2 separate regions of the Homo sapiens genome follow, and region 1 is linked to region 2. Evidence: read pairs that join two places in POLR2A ChIA-PET (ENCODE). Cell type or tissue: MCF 10A. All regions are shown on one strand. Each heading gives the region's core, and the rest is flanking DNA. Links, peaks and the distances in the headings are about the cores only.

Region 1 (2,930 bases), core at 146-2,645, 90 kb after region 2:
TGAGATTTAAAGTTACATTTATTATTCTTTTTTTTCAACCTAATATGACTAGTTTAAAGAATGTAAAGTATGATTTGATTTACTTCTTGGTTTTTGTTATGGAAACAAGAGAAATAAGAATGTATTTCTCCTAACTTCTCTTTATTACACTTTCCATCTTATAATCAATTTCAATAACTTTAACAATAAACAGTAAAAATGATAGACTATACAAAGCATTGCCCAAGTGAATCTATCATGGACCTGTGTCTGAGAATGGCTTCCTAAATAGGGAAAATGTGTTTCACACAAAAAGTCCATTTTCTGTTATTGCCTTTTTTTATTTGGACTATGAGATGCTATATATTTTAAGGTAATCTTAATAGTTTCCTGTCTCTCACTAACAAGAATGACTTGTCATAATGAGCAGTGTAGACACTGTCCATTTGATCCACTCCAGAAAGCTGTCTATTTGATACAAGAGCAAATCACCTCAATTCCTTAGTGGAATGAGTGGAGTATAAGTAAATAAATGAGACACAGGAATTTAAAAACAGGTTCAGTTCTATCAGAAGGAAACAAAGGATTGGGACATTTGGAAACCTGGTTTAATAAAAAATGTGACAAGACAAAGAATTATGTGTGATAACTGTAGAAGGAGGAAGAATCCTCCCTAATATAAAATGTCCATGAAATAGTTGTTTTCTTCTTTAGGAAGGAAGATAATTTTGTAGCTTAAGAAAAATAGTTCTCAATTCTTTGAAGTTGGAAGACGTATATTGTAAAATGACTATTTATTTACTTTTACCTCCACCAAAAACAATTCAAATTTTCAGTGCTCTTTCTATAATTCATCACATTTTAAAATCTGGGTAGGAATTTCAGATTCCATTTTGGGGAATGGGTTTGTTTGCAGGGGTGTCTTTTTTTGTTGTTATTTTTGCATGTTTTACTTCAGCCGTAAAGTTTTTGTCTTTTATTTGTTTGTTTGTTTTGAGAGGCAAGATACAGACTCGAAAATGCTCTATTTTTTCTTTTATAACTAGTTTACTTTTATCTCAGAGAATTACACAAAAATGTCATACTGCATTTGACTTTCTAATTTTTTATTAGACTGTCTGAAGTGTTTTTGATGAACTATTAATAAAGTTGTTATTCTGTGTTAGGTTTAGGGTTCCAGCTGAGGATGAAAGATAAGTTACAACAAATTTTGTGCCCTGTAGGAGCTGGGAAGTAGCAAAGTGATTCTTAAAATGAAATTTCATGATGTCTTGCATTCACCTATGAGGACTTTTTTTTTTCAGTGCCAGGGTCTTGCTCTGTTGCCCCACGCTGGAGTGCAGTGGCGCAATCTCGGCTCACTGCAATCTCCACCTCCCAGGTTCTAGCAATTCTCTTGCTTCAGCCTCCCGAATAGCTGGGACTACAGGTGCATGCTACCACGCCCAGCTAAGTTTTTGTATTTTAGTAGAGATGGGGTTTCACCATGTTGTTCAGGCTGGTCTCAAACTTCTGAGCTCAGGCAATCCACCCACCTCAGCCTCCCAAAGTGCTAGGATTACAGGCATGAGCTACAGCTGAGGATTGTTTAACACGCAGATTCTCAGGCCCCACCCTAAAAAGACTGACTCAGAATCTCTGGGGATGGGATTTGAGAATTCACAATGTAATAGGTTCTCTCTGTGATTCTAATGAAAACTATAGTTTGATCTAGTGAAAGTTGGAGGGTAAAGGAATAAACAATTTACAATGTGACTGGAGCCCAGGAACAATGTAAGATATAATAGTAACTTCTAGGAAAGAGCCACTATCTCTACCAAGGGAAATCTAAGTGAAGGCTTAATATAGAAGCTGACATTTGCGTGGTTTTGAAAACGTGCCTTGCCAAGCAGAGATGGAGGGTGTGGCAGGGGGCATCTCAATGACTCATGTTGTCAATGATATTTTCACTAAGAGAAATACACAGTGTATACTCACTAAATGCTTTGCCTAGGAAGTTTCTGTCTGAAGCCTTCCTCCTCAGCCTCTATTCTGTGTTCTTCAGGGATTTCAGCGACTTCATTTTCGTTGATGGTTCCGCACCAGGTTTTGAGGGATTTTAATGGTTAAGAGGCACTTGAATGTAATAAATATGTATATACGTACATATATGTAATAAATACATGAGTGTATACACACACACACACACAAACAGGCATACCTCACAGATTTTCCAGGTTAGGTTCTAGACCAAACCAATAAAGCAACTATTGCAGTAAAGTGAGTCACACAAATACTTTGGTTTCCCAGTGCATATAAGCATTATGTTTACTGTAGTTTATTAAGTATGCAGTAGCATTATGTCTGGAAAAATAACTAACACACCTACTTAAAAATACTTTATTGCACCTGGGCATGTCGGTACATTCCGGTAGTCCCAAGCCACTCAGGAGGCTGAGGTGGGAGGATCCTTTGAGCCCAGGAGTTCCAGGCCAGTCTGGGCAAACATAGAGAGACCTCCATCTCTAAAAAACCCCCAAAACTTTATTGCTAAAAAATGATAATGATCATCTGAGTCTTCAGCATGTTATCTTTTTTCTGGTGGAGGGTCTTGCCTCAATGTGAATGGCTGCTGACTGATCAGGGTGGTGATTGCTGAAGGCTGGGATGGCTGTGGCAATTTCTTAAAATAAAACAAAAATGAAATTTGCTGCCTTGAGAGACTCTTCCTTTCATGAACGATTTCTCTGTGGCATGTGATGTTGTTTGCTAGCATTTTACCCACAGTAGAACTTCTTTCAATACTGGAGTCAATCCTCTCCAACCACTGCTTTATCAACTAAGTTGACGTAGTATTCTAAATCCTTTCTTATTATTTCATCAGTATTCACAGCATCTTCACTGGAGTAGATTTCATCTCAATAAACCACTCTCTTTGCTCATTCATAAGAAGCAACTCCTCATACCTCCAA
Region 2 (2,930 bases), core at 267-2,766:
ATAACAAGCTATAATCATTGTTAATTTCATTTAAAATTCTTTCAGACATAGATACATATTGCCTCAAGAAGAGCATTTTGGAAGCGTAAAACATGCTCCCTATCTTCCTAAGAGTTATTCTTGTTACCACCACTGTTACTCCCTACCTCCTGGTTTAGCACCCTAGGAATTTAATAGCTTTTCAAAGCTCTACCATGAATTTACAATGTCCCAATGTCCTTGAAGACAATCACATTCCCCTGTGTTTGCTGCTCTGGGTCTCGCTGCCCTGGGTCTCAAGGAGATCAGAAAGCAGGGTGGCTGCAGATAAGAATAGTAGTCTGATATCTGCTGTTTCAACCCAAATTAAAGATACTCTGGATTCTCAGAGTATCACAGAAACAAGCAGAATCTAATTGACCCAGAACACAAGACATAGAGTGAGAGGCTGTGGTGTTTCCTTGGGTCTACTCAATTTCTAGGGGCCTTTTGGTAATATAAATACCCTTTAAGATGGCATAAGACTCTCAAAAAGATAAGGCATATTCTTAAAATTGTTAAATGTTTGTTTCTTTTTTCTACTTTCCTACTCTGGTATGTTTTCATTTGAGTCTGGGCTGCCTGCCTCCAAAGTAACATAACATTAGCAGAAACTATAAAATGTTAACTACTCTGTTTGTATTTTTTATTTGTTTTCTTTGTTAGAATGTGTGGACCTATAGCTTTGTTCAGAGCAAATCTTGGCCTTATAGGAAACAATCAAACCACTCTATTCCAAAGCTAAGTTTGGTAGTTTAATTGGACAAGGTACTATGCTTCCAGTTTTAGTTTCAACTCTTTCAGTGACCCTGTGCATAATTAAAATGGAGAAAAAAAATGAAACAACAGAAAATAATGCTGCAACTTAAACAAATACTCATCCTTTCCCCAGCTCTGTCACTGACCTTTGAGATTTCATACAAACAGCTCTCCCTATTTCAACCTTCCATTTATAAGATGGGAATGAGCATTCATGTTCACCACAGAAAGTGCTTATAAAAAACATTTTGAAAATTCCAAATAAAAAGAACTAATCAATCTGCTGGCTCTGCCCAGACCTAACTGTACATCAAGCTAGAAATAGTCCTAAAGTGGTAGCTTATTGTGTAGACCTGACTGAATAGATTCATTCCCCACCTTTTCTCTGCTTGGCCTGTGTTACAGGACAGTAGATACTCTTGGTTTTTGAATGGAAGTGGTAGGCTAAAAGTCAAGAGGAAGGAAGAAGCCCTTGTATTTCTCTCAATCCCTCTCTGCCTTAGGCAACAACTCTTAAGAAGTCTGTGGCTCCTCTAGACTCTGCCTGTGGTTCTGGCTTCTATGAAGTGATGCCACTCTCCAGGCTCCAGTAACACTGCCTCTTCTCTTGGCCTTCCAGATTAGGGGGTGGCATTGCACTGGCTTTCTGCTTTTGCTTATCGCAGGCTGCCTCAATTTGCGTTTTATCCTTTTAATCACTCATATAACCAGTTTCCTCTATTTCAAATACAGTAGTCGCCTTAGTCACACTTTTGCTTTCTGCAGTTTCCGTTACCCACAGTCAATCACAGTTCTAAGATATTGAATAGAAAATACCAGAAATAAACAATTTGTTAAGTTTTAAATCTCACGCTGATCTGAGTAGCAGGGTGAAATCTCATTCCTTCCAGCTCCATCTTGCCCAGGATGTGAATCATCCCTTTGTCCAGTGTATCCACGCTGTAGAAGCTACTCGCCTGTTAGTCATTGATGTCCTTTGCTCCTTGACATCCAGCCATCAGCATCATCATGGCTTGATGAATCAGGATCGCCCAAAGCAGATGATCCTCCTTCTGACATATTGTCAGAGGGTCAATAGTATTATTGACTTAACACAGGTTAAGTACTATTTTTATCATATTATATCGAGTACATAATATCAAAATGACTAATCACTGTAGATGATAGTCATCATCCAGTTGAGGTAGTGTTCATTAGGTTTCTCTACTGTGAAGTTACTGTCTTTTCCCCCTTTTTAATACTGTACTCTTTCAAAGTAAGTCACTGTGTGCAGCTCACACTTAAAGAATGGGTAATTATGTTTACTTCTTTGAGGATGGAGTATTTACATAAATTATTGGGAATTATTCTAATTGGGAGATTAGTCTGTTCTTTTATTTGTTTATTTAATCATTTATTTATATCAGTATGGACTCAGATTTTTTTTTTTTTTTGGTTATAAGCCAATAGTATTTTACTTTGTTGTTCAAATTGTTTTATTGGGGATGACATTCCATTTACTTTCCAGATGGCCTGATATAAGAGAAATGAGAATATGCAGGGGAATGGGGAGTATACTAGGCTGGCTGGAGTGGAGAGTTTTTATAAGCAAGTGCTGAGAGATATGGTAGGAAAAGATTGGGACTATGTATGGGGGTGTGTGGAGCTGACCTTGAATATCAGGCTACATTCTATAGGCTATGGTGCCAATTTTATTTAAGAAACCAGGTTGATATGCCTGATGTTTTGTAATATATATTAGAGAAAATTTATTCAATGTGAGATTGACCATGCAGGGGTGGAGAAATAGTAATAATTTGCCATGCAGTTTGTTGACTCCACTAGGGGTCAGGGCTGGGGGCACCAATTCCTTTTCTGTTTCTTTATTGATACATACTACTCATTCTCTTTATTATATAGTGGGCATAGGTATTCAAGTAAATTATAGGAGTATTTTAAATACATTGCATGAAATTAAGTCTGAAGTGGACTGTACAGACTCATTTTCCTTCATAATATTCCGTTCCTATTAGATTTCAAGCAATGCTAGAAAGCCCTAGAGGAAGTATAAAACTGGTATATGTAACCCAATTGTCTCAGTGGATGATTGTATGTGTATATATAATCTCATTGTCTGAGGCTGGAAGATTGAAGGAGAGTGAGAACAATTTTGA

What was found. ChIA-PET counts read pairs that join two places held together with the same protein. Peaks named below come from ENCODE experiments on the same cell type or tissue, not always from the same donor. Only the 100,000 strongest peaks of a DNase experiment are listed, where the experiment ranks them.
Region 1: POLR2A ChIA-PET joins it to region 2 with 5 read pairs; 4 of 35 experiments call an interaction of 5 or more read pairs at or near these places.

What each region holds. Positions count from the first base shown.
Region 1 is chr7:26,867,978-26,870,907 of GRCh38, reverse strand. No RefSeq gene overlaps it. Among named protein-coding and RNA genes, the nearest start is that of SKAP2, 4.9 kb to the right of the region's middle. In MCF 10A, for the core only: no CTCF peak of the experiment used is centred there; a DNase peak (open chromatin) is centred at 1,597.
Region 2 is chr7:26,957,881-26,960,810 of GRCh38, reverse strand. No RefSeq gene overlaps it. Among named protein-coding and RNA genes, the nearest start is that of SKAP2, 95 kb to the right of the region's middle. In MCF 10A, for the core only: no CTCF peak of the experiment used is centred there; a DNase peak (open chromatin) is centred at 1,740.